Regions from separate parts of the Mus musculus genome. Here region 2 is linked to region 1. Evidence: chromatin loops called from intact Hi-C (ENCODE). Cell type or tissue: heart. All regions are shown on one strand.

The links. A loop is a pair of places that touch in the nucleus more often than their neighbours do. Peaks named below come from ENCODE experiments on the same cell type or tissue, not always from the same donor. Only the 100,000 strongest peaks of a DNase experiment are listed, where the experiment ranks them.
Region 2: it touches region 1 in a loop (3-fold over the local background); 7 of 42 quality-filtered maps call a loop at or near these places.

Annotation. Positions count from the first base shown.
Region 1 is chr13:49,084,051-49,089,050 of GRCm38, forward strand. It overlaps Wnk2 (WNK lysine deficient protein kinase 2), which reads right to left. Exons shown (of 30, transcript NM_001290313.1): 8 at 1,200-1,491. Among named protein-coding and RNA genes, the nearest start is that of Wnk2, 62 kb to the right of the region's middle. In heart, no CTCF peak of the experiment used is centred here; DNase peaks (open chromatin) are centred at 2,571 and 3,611; H3K27ac peaks cover 366 bases.
Region 2 is chr13:49,142,726-49,147,725 of GRCm38, forward strand. Wnk2 (WNK lysine deficient protein kinase 2) reads right to left here. Exons shown (of 30, transcript NM_001290313.1): 2 at 3,827-4,509. The coding sequence starts at 4,507. Among named protein-coding and RNA genes, the nearest start is that of Wnk2, 3.1 kb to the right of the region's middle. In heart, a CTCF peak has its summit at 4,631; DNase peaks (open chromatin) are centred at 786, 1,886, 2,926 and 4,936; H3K4me3 peaks cover 1,479 bases; H3K27ac peaks cover 1,196 bases; H3K27me3 peaks cover 4,249 bases.

The DNA of each region.
Region 1 (5,000 bases):
CATCTGACCACAATCGGGACATTGTTTCTAGGTCCCAAGCTGGATCTCTCTGAAGCACAGTGTGCGGAGCTCAGCGTGGGGTGAAATAAACAGTGGGCAAAGGACTTCAAAGTGAGGACCGCTCATTTGCACTCTTGGACGCTATTTGAGTCCCCAGCAAAGGGGGCTGAATATTAAATACACAGGGCCTCAGCCTTTCCACATGGATAGCCTCAAATGTTGGTCTGGGCAGGTCACTGAGCTCTGCTGCTCTGTTCCAGGCTGGTTCACAGAGTGGGCAAAGCTATGTCTCCTGCCTCAGCTCACTGCTGAGGTTTCAGACACAGGAGGCAAAAAGGACACTGGCTGCCTGTCCTGAGACTTACTGGATCCTCTCAGGATGGTCTCTGAGGAAGCCTGTATCCAATGCACCTCTGGAGAGACAACCCCTTGAAAGTGGACAAATGCTCTCAGGGGTTTCTCCTGAGAGCTAGAGCGGAGGTGAATGATCTCGGTGGTAAACACTCCAAGCCAACCAGCCACCATGTGGTCCGCTGCAGTCATCCCCCTCACCCAGAGACTGGTAATGGTACTTCCCTTGGCCTTTGTATCTATCCCTCCATGAGGCCAGGACTGTTCCTCTAAGAGAGAATAAAGAACCAACTGCCAGTCCACAGATTCGCAGGTGGAAGTGGTTCCTTCAGACCCTACTAGGTCAAGGACATCTGACCTGGGAAGTCAGACTCAGCAATCCTTGGCCCTCTGCTCACAAAGTCACTGGGGGATGTAGGGAAAGCCCAATCCTTTTTCTGAAACAATCGCCCATACCCTGCAGGGCAGGCAGTAGGAACAAGCCTGGACTGGCCAAGGAATCGGGACCCACGTGTCCTAGCACCTGGGGGACATCTGTTAGCCTTATAACCCCAGGACATGCTCTCTTAAGAGATCACCATGTGCCCTGGCACAAGGCGGCTAGCAGGAAGTGAGCCTGGAATGGGAGACCAAAGCTTCACCAAAGCTCCAGGGGACCACTTACTGCTGGAAGCAACAACCCAGCCACTTGAGGACAGGCAGGAGCTCACTGGGTATCTGCCATTTTCACAGAGTATCATAATAAAAGTTGAGGACTTTGTTTTGCTTTGCCCTAAAACTGGTTATGCTGGTAGGGATGGGAGAAAGGACATAGCTGACTGTGGTGACCCTACACTCCATATACTCACAGGCTAAGGAGGTAACGCTAGCTGGCAAGGTAGGGGGCAGGAGATGCTGGTCGGCCTCAGGCTCCTCAGGTTCTGGCTGCCCAGGCTGCCCACTCTGTGCGTGGTAGGTCACCTGGACCTGCAGGGGTGCTGGCAGACCCCTGGCCTTGTCAGGGCTGCCAGAGTCCTTTGGCTCCTGAGACTGCAGTGCAGGCCAGATCCTCTCACGCCGCCACTGAATCAGTGCCACCCGGTCACGGATGGACTTGGCCACAATCTTCACATCACTCTCATGGAAAAATCCAGAATCGATCTGCAAAGGCAGACACGTGGTCAAGTGTGTTGGGGATCAGCCATCCAGCATGCATCACTTACACAATCATACACACCCTAGTGCTCAGGACCACCCCTACCACAGTCCTTGGGTCTCCTTAGACACCTCAGGATCTTCAACACTCTTTGAAGTTTATAGGCTCCAGTGTGTGGGATGGCAGCTCACACGCAACAAGTATTCAGTGATCTTGTAAACCTCGACCATCCAGGGAGGAGGAGGTCCATTTGGTCATTGGAAAGCGGTACGAGGAACATGTGGGCCTGACAAAAATCCTAAACTCCTTTTATCAGCAGAGCATGTCAGGATCTCCAGGGAAAACAGGGCAAGCTGGGAATGTCTGTGGCAAAGCCACTTCCTGACACAGAGACCCCTACAATGGTTGGATCGCAGGAGCTGACTGGGACTCATGAAAAGCTGGGATTAAGCCCCTTCCCTTCATGAAGACCACAGTTCTAGGGAGAATGAGTGGGGATGCTGGAGAAACAGCTCAGTGGTTAAGAAGACAAGAGTTCTGTCCCCAGCACAGTAATTCCAACTCCAGGGGATCTGACACCCTCTTCTGGACTCCTGGGCACTGCACAGCTATGGATATTATCATCACTACCCACTCCAGCCCACCCCCCCCCCGCCCCCATACACATAGTCTAAACATTAATCTTTTTTTTTTTAAAGAAAGAAAATGAGTTGTTTTTTTTTTTTTTTTTTTTTTTGAAAGGCCAGATTTCACTGTGTGTCCCTAGCTGGCATGGAACTCACTAGGTAGACCAGGCTGGCCTTGAGTGTGGAATGGACCCATGGTACCGCTATCAGTAAAATAGTCGTGAACCCAGAGGCACACAGATGGCACTTGTACGTGAATGTGCAGATAACTTGTCTCCATGAGCTGTGCCTAACCTAAGGGTCCTGAAACGACGTCCACAATCCTGAGAGACCACAGGAAACCAGAATTGCCACTGGCTCAATGTCTCAGGGCTGGGCAGGAGAACAAGGAAGATAAGCCAGAATTGCCTGGGCAAGCTCAGGGAAAGACAGGGACGTGCACAATGACATGTGAGCCAGTACTAGGGCAAATCCAGGACATCTGAGCATCAGAACACCAGAATAAGTGGCAACACAGAGATACAGGCCACACGTGAGGACAAGAGGGACAGGGTATTCCACTGGAATCAGGTTGGGAGGTGTGAAGAGTCTCACCCTATCTCCTTTCCTGTCTCTGTGCATCTGAGTCTCCTTATCCCCCACCCCCAAACTCCTGCTGACACACACCCCATTTCTCTCGGGCATTACTGCACTGGGTGAGACCACATTATGAGCTATTCTCCCAGAGACCCATCAGCAGGGAACTTGGGTCCTCTGTTACATGGGCCACCAGCCCTGGCTGACACCTGACTGTACCTCATGAGAGGCCTTTCCCCCAACTTGAAGCCTGCACAGGCAGGAGCACTCTGAGTGTGATGGTCAGGGTAATCTCCTGTGAGGCTTTGGACATCTCAATATAACTGTGCTGTGTTGTCTCAGAGCAAGTATTCTACACAATGGAACGGACAGAAACATATCGCCCCAGGCAGGCTACGGTGACAAAGCGGCCCCTTCTGTGAGATTCCTAAGGATGCACTGCCTACCCCAAAGGGGAGTCTGAGCTCTTCCCAAGGGTCAGGCCACAGAAGACAGAGGACTGAAGAGCCACGGAGCCCCTAACGCTTGGGACACCAAGAATCCAAGGGTCCTGAGGAATGGCGGTAGCATGCTGATGGTATTTTTGATTCTGAGTACAAGAGAAACCCCCTGCTTCATGGGAAACGACAGACAGGGATGTACTCTGGGTGAAGGGTGCTAGGCAGCAGCTCACTCTCCAACAGTATGCGGTGGGGGTGGGAGTCGTTCTCGGTAACACTCTCCAACTTTCCAGGGGGATTGTCCAGATCATTTCAAAGCAGTTTATTTTGAGAGACAACTCAGCTTGTCAGAAAGATCCCCCACGGAAGTCTCCCAGGTGAAGGCCTCGTGGACTCTGGCAGAGCACAAGCTGGGCGTGTGGCCAAGGAAAGTGTCAGATGAGAGAGGCCAGAGGACACAGAATCTTCTGTGGGATCGGCCCACTGGCAGGCAGATGGGGGCCTGCCTGTGTCTCAGCCACCATCTTGGTGGGGAGACTTCCCAGCAGCAGGGCATTCCTCACCCTAAGAGAAGACCAGATGAGGGTCTTTTTCTGTCCTTACAATGGGGAGCAGGCTCTTTCCAGGGACTTCCAAGCCAACCTCAGAAACTTTCGTGAGGCAGCTGAGGCTAGATAGGCCAGAATGACCCAAGTCAGTTGTGGCCTAGAATGAGTGAGCCCAGGCAGATGTAGTAACTATCAGTGATCCCTGGGAGAGGTCTACAAAGGTGGCCCAAGCACAGAGCACATGGTCATGGCCATCCCTAAAGTCCCATTAGTGTGATCTCAGACCACATTAAAGATAGTTGGCTATTTCCACCGTTTGCAGAATGCTTATTCTGAGGCTCCATGACTCTACTGGGCAAGGCCTACCCAACCACCTCACACACACACACCATGGTTATTCCCACTTTCTGTAATACTTCAGCCACCCCCAGGATGGGCCTCACTGCCTATGCCCAGTACCATACAGAGCCTGCCCTGCTCAACCTCATTCTGCCATGCTGAACTGCATCTGCACCCTACAATCCATCTTCATCCTTATCACCCTTTAGGTGGGTTCAGAAGTTCTCATCTGGATACTAGTATCTGTGACACTTCACACTTGTGTAGCCTCAGGAGTCTAGGGTCTTGCCAGACAGTGACTCCTCCTATAGCCTAGGCTCAGGGAAGGGCTGATGGCCTGGACAGTAATGACCCTGAAGTCTCTAATATACAGGATGTAGAAGGGCAAAGCTGGAACCTTGACAGGCCTCCTGGGACCCAGAACCCATCCTGAGGCCCCGTCAGAGAATGGTAGAGCTATGAGATGAACCTGTGTGTGGCTGTTCACAAAACAGAGCCTTCACAGGAAGAATATAGGGTTTTCAATTTGTTATGTCTGGTGACCAGGCTAGGCAGAGTGGGGATACACATTGGTGTTGTTGTTGTTGTTATTATTATTATTATTATTATTATTTGGATTTTTGAGACAGGGTTTCTCTGTGTAGCCCCAGCTGTTGTGGAACCTGCTCAGTAGACCAAGCTGGCCTTGAACTCTGATTCTCCCACTTCTACCTCCTAAGTGCTTGGATTAAAGGTGTGTGTATATATCACCACCATCTGGTATTTTTTTATTATTCTTTAAATTGACACAAATCATGTCCTTTCTACATTAATGCCCATTTTATGGACGACGTGCCCCATAATGGAAGGAAAACACAGTTCAAGGCAGAAGAGAGGTAAGGGGAGAAGGTGGGAGGGAAGAGGAGACATTCAGGGGAGGGTGCTGGGCCCAGGACTTCCCTAGCACTGACACAGGGACATAGCCTGGGAGTTCAGCCAAATGGCA
Region 2 (5,000 bases), 59 kb after region 1:
ACAGCAGCAGCAGCAGCAGCAGGACCCGCTTAGTGACTGGAGGACCCTGATCCCAGCTCTCCTCTGTCCCTAGCAAGCAAGGCTTAGGCCTCATACTGTTCTGCTTGGGTCCAGTCAGTCTCCAAGCTAAGGACCAAGGACTGAGTATCTCTCCAAGGTATATGGACTCACACTCGGCACAGGGCCCCACCAGGGAGAAGCCCCTGCCCTGCAAGAGTAGCATGCAGCAGAACTTCTGTAGCAGGCGGAGGCACAGAGACCCTGGGAGCCTAAATCCCCCAAAAGCAGGGAGAAACGATGAGAACAGGCGGGTTCTAGGGGGCTTTGCTGTTATAAAGCACTCTGTTGGGGCTGGAGAGACGGCTCAGTGGTTAAGAGCACTGACTGCTCTTCCAGAGGTCCTGAGTTCAATTCCCAGCAACCACATGGTGGCTCACAACCATCTGTAATGGGATCCGATGCCCTCTCCCGGTGTGTCTGAAGACAGTTACAGTGTACTTGTACATTAAATAAATAATATATATTTTTTTAAAGAAATAAGGCACTCTGTTATCAGGGATAAAGTCAAAGGATAAATGACAGGGCAGGAGGAAATATTTTCAAATACCACCCTCCCCACGCCACCCCCGAGTAAAAGAAAAGACAATTCAAGTTCCAGCTTGGCACGGCTACAGTTGAGAAGGTGGGCCATCTCCCTGTCCTTGATGTGGAACAAGTACACACCGCTCGCTCTCCCTGTCAGGCCCTTTCAAAACAGAGTCACTAAAGGGAACCCAGTGTCCTCTAAACTACTCAACAGGCCTGTGCCTGTGTTGATTCCGCCTCTTGGCAGAAAACCCTGGAAAGAGACTCCAAGCAGTGTGCCACTGTAGAGACCACACTGGAACCACCACTGAGGGTGCAAAAATGAAAGTGGCCACTTAGTGGGCACCTGCGTAAACAGACCAAAGCCCTTTGGAGGCTAACCACCCCAGGAGAAAAACAAAGTCCTGACAGACCCTCTCTTCACCATGCCATCCGGGATTCAGGAGCCTTACCCAGCAGTTGGAAACACTGGAGACTGCAGAGGTTCAGGAAAAACCCAGTACATGGTGGATAAACAAGACTCCCTCCTGAGTCCAGAGCCAAGAACTCTATAGCCCATACCCTGATGGGGTCCTCAGCACAGGAGGCATAGGGATCCTACCCTGACCCAGGGCAGAGACTCTGGCTCCTCTCTCCTAGCCTATGCCCTGATCTGGGTATCTGTAGAATCCCTGCTGCCCAACTATCTCCTCCACCCAGGATACCACGCAGGGGCCTCTGGGTGGGTTCTCCCAGAGCTCTATACAGCAAGCCTGTGCCCCACACCCCAGTCAGGCTTCTGCCATCTCCCAGATCCTGTGACACCCAGCCATCTCCTGAACAGTATCAGACAGTTAATCAGTGTTTCCAGGACTGACATGACTTGTGTGTGATCTGGAGGCTCTCATCCAGGGGGCTCTAAGCAGGCCCAGACCCCTGTCATGTGAGCTGTCCCCAGGGTGGTCCAGATAAAGGAGGGTAACCCCATACAATGCATTGCAGCCCAAGCCATGCATTAACAGCACCTCTCACTGAAGAAGATGTGAAGGCATTTTCCCCATCTACTGGGGGGCTCTCAGTCTCCCCCAAGCAAGGAACAGCACTAAAATCCAGAAGCTACCCCATTTTTACCTCGAGCCAAGTATCCAAAGACCCCTGGCCAGGGTCCAGGCCCCACCCTCTGCTGCCCCGCCCACAACAAGGGCAGGCTGTCTTGCCTTGCCTTAAAGGGAAGGAATTAACAAGAGTCCCAGGACTCTGCAATGCCTCCGCCAGATAGGCAGGCTTGGCCTGTGGAAGTCTCTCACATCCAGCCTACTGGAGCACCGCTGCTCTGTCCTCTACCCTCAGTGACATTCCATAGTAGCAGCACCAGCAGGTGCTCAGAGAGCCACGCTGGCCATCTGGCAAGAGCAGGAAGGCGGGGAGCCAAGAATCATGCTATTCTCCAGAATCGAGACTCACATCCCCTTGCTTGATCCTCTCTCCTGTGTGCCTCTTCAGGTAGCAGGGACACAGGGCATACACCCTTCAGGACCCTGGGCCACAGAATTTGCCCCTCCCCATCCCCACCCATTCTGCACAATCAAGACTCTCTCTCTGCAAGGTCTAGGACAGTGATTCTCAATCTGTGGGTCAAGACCCTTCCAGAGGGGTCACCTAAGACTATGGAGAAACACAGATACTTATGATTCATAACAGTAGCAAAATTACAGTTACAAAGTAGCAATGAAAATAATTTGGTAGTTGGGGGTTCCCTAAGACTATTGGAAAACAGATATTTACATTGTGGTTTATAACAGTAGCAAAATTACAGTTACGAAGTAGCAATGGAAGTAATTTTCTGGTTGGGGGGGGAGTGGTCACCACAACATAAGGAACTGTATCAAAAGGGTTGCAGTGTTGGGGAGGTTGAGAAGCACTCCACTAAACATGCCAGGCAAAAGTCAGGGGTGATCCTCATAGGAACCACGAAGGAGGAAGGAAACTCAACTCCTGCTGAAAGTCTCCACTGACCCTCGCATGTGAAGCCGTATTCCCATTTCAGCACCAAAGGGCAGTATGGAGACAAGACCTTTGAAGCTCTTTGTCTCAGAACTGATGACAGGTCACCTCTGAAATGAGCCCAGCTTGTACACGCACGCAGAGAGCACCCTGCAGGTGCTGAGAACACAGCACCTGCATCCCATTTCCCAGCCAAAAGTGCAGGCATCCTGCACCGGACAGCAGCCCTGGCACCCAGCTCACCCAGGTTTGCCCAGGATGCATCAGCCCTGGAAGGGCCAGCTAACTTTAAGGGCCAGCGGGTAGGCTTACACCTCCAGCCAGCACTCTCCCAGCTGGCCCCTGCCTGACAGCTGCCCCTCCCTCCCAGTAAGGGAGGGCCTGTAAACACCCCTTGTGACAGGAGCTGCCTCCTCTTCCAAGGCTGGCCCCAGGACGGCTAGGGTTGCGGTTTATATAATCTTCAGGGCCAGGGCTGACACAGCTAACGTGAGGGCAAGGTTATGAAAAATACATGCTGAGCCTCTGCTTCCAGAAAAGAAAGGAAAGAAAAAAAAAGAGAGAGATACAAGAGAAAGGTGGAAGGAAGAAAGGGGGTGGAGAAGAGGGAAAGAGAGAGAAAGAAAAAAGGCAGGCCTTTTTTTCCCCCATAATTTTCACTCACACAGCTAACGTGTGAACAAACCAGGCTCTTAGAACACCAGGAGGCTGCTGACAGGGCTTCTTGGCCTTGGCCAGCAGAACACCAAAGACCCACCAATCATCATTCCTGAATCTGAGGAAACCCTTGCAGGCATCTGCAGTTATCACACATACATCTTGCAGGGTACAGGAAAAATGCTAATTTGAGGACAGCTGGGAGCTTCCAAGCCACCTAGAAAAGGGCCTAAAGACAGCCTTCTCTCTCACTACCCTCCAGTCCCTACTGAGCCAGTACAAGTGGGTTCTGTGGACGGACAAGGAGCATGGGCTGACAGAACGAACCTCCACTGACCACTCCAGAGCCTATGTCACCATGGGCACAGCACATACCCAGCCTTGACCTCCAAGATGGCAAGCCTCAACCTGTGTGTGCACAGGTCCAGAAACAGCACCAACAGGCTAGCCATACACGAGGCACATATCCTGCAGGACACCCACACAGAGGGTGACACATACCAGCCACCATCCCCAGGGCTGCCTAAAGCCCTTCATATGAGCAAGGACACACCCAAGGACGCATTTGCGGACAGCCCACCTGCGGGGCAGCGGCGCTCACCTGCAGTTCACACCATGCTACCTCCACCCAGGTCTCCGTGTCCAGCCCCTTGTAGACCGTCTTGAAGGAGCCCCGGCCCAGCTCGATGTCGAACTTGAGGAAGCGGCCGTCCAAAGAGGTGGCCACGGCCTTGAGGTCGTCCTCATCGTCTTCCTCCTCTTCAGGTTCATCCTTGCGTGCGCGCCCGGGCTCCGGCTTTGCCTCGGTGGTTCCAGCGTCCTCCTGTGTTGGGGCCGGCGCCTCTTCCTGCCTCGGGCCGCCGTCGGGGACCTGCGCGGCTGCGGCTGAGGCGGTGGTGGGATCTGGGCTGGGCTCCTGCGTGCCCGCTCGCTCCGGGCCAGGGTCCGAGGGGACACTCGGGGAGCCGGGAGGCGCAGCGGGCGCGGCGGGCGCGGGCGCGGCGGGGCGGCCCCGGGCGCGCTCCGCGATGAGCCGGCGCGTCTTGCAGAGTAGAAGCACCCTGCGCTGCAGAGGCTGTGGGGGCTGCGCGCTCGGCGTCTCGGCCGCCTCCAGGCCCGGCGGCTCCTCCTGGTCCGACTCCACCACGCTGCGCCGCAGGAAGCGCTGGGGCCCGAGCCGCGCCGCCCTCGCCCGCGGCTCCGCCATGCCCGCCGACCCCGTGCCGCGCCCGGCTTCCATCAGCGCGCCGGGGGCGTCTCGGCGGCCGCCATCGCCGTCCATCTCTGCGGGCCAAGGACACACGGACCCTGCGTGAGCGCCAGCCCCGCCGCACCTGCCTGGGCCGCGGGATGAGACAGCGCCGCCTCTGGGCCCGCGCCCTGCCCAGCCCCACCGCAGAAGTGACCTGCCGGGCGGTCCTCTGCGGGCTCCGGGGAGAGGGCTGCAGACCGGACCCCGAGGCGAGGATTGCAAGGGGATGCCCTGCTTCACTCAGCTCCGAGCCGGGAACACGGCCTGTCTCTAGCTGTCCCAGGGACTCCAGGAGGGACGACCTGCTAGGTGTCCCTGAGGGCTCAAAGGAGCTACAGAAGGGCTCGGGAGGCTGGAGAAAGGGGTCAAGGCCAGTACTGGAGCGACCCCGCTAGGCTATCCCGCGAGCGGGTGGGGAAGGGACAGGGAGGCCGGGGTAAAGGGAAGCACCGGACAGGAGCAGGCTCCACAAAGGACGCGGGCCCGGGGCGCGCGGGGAGGGGGCTGCGGCGGCGCGGCGCGC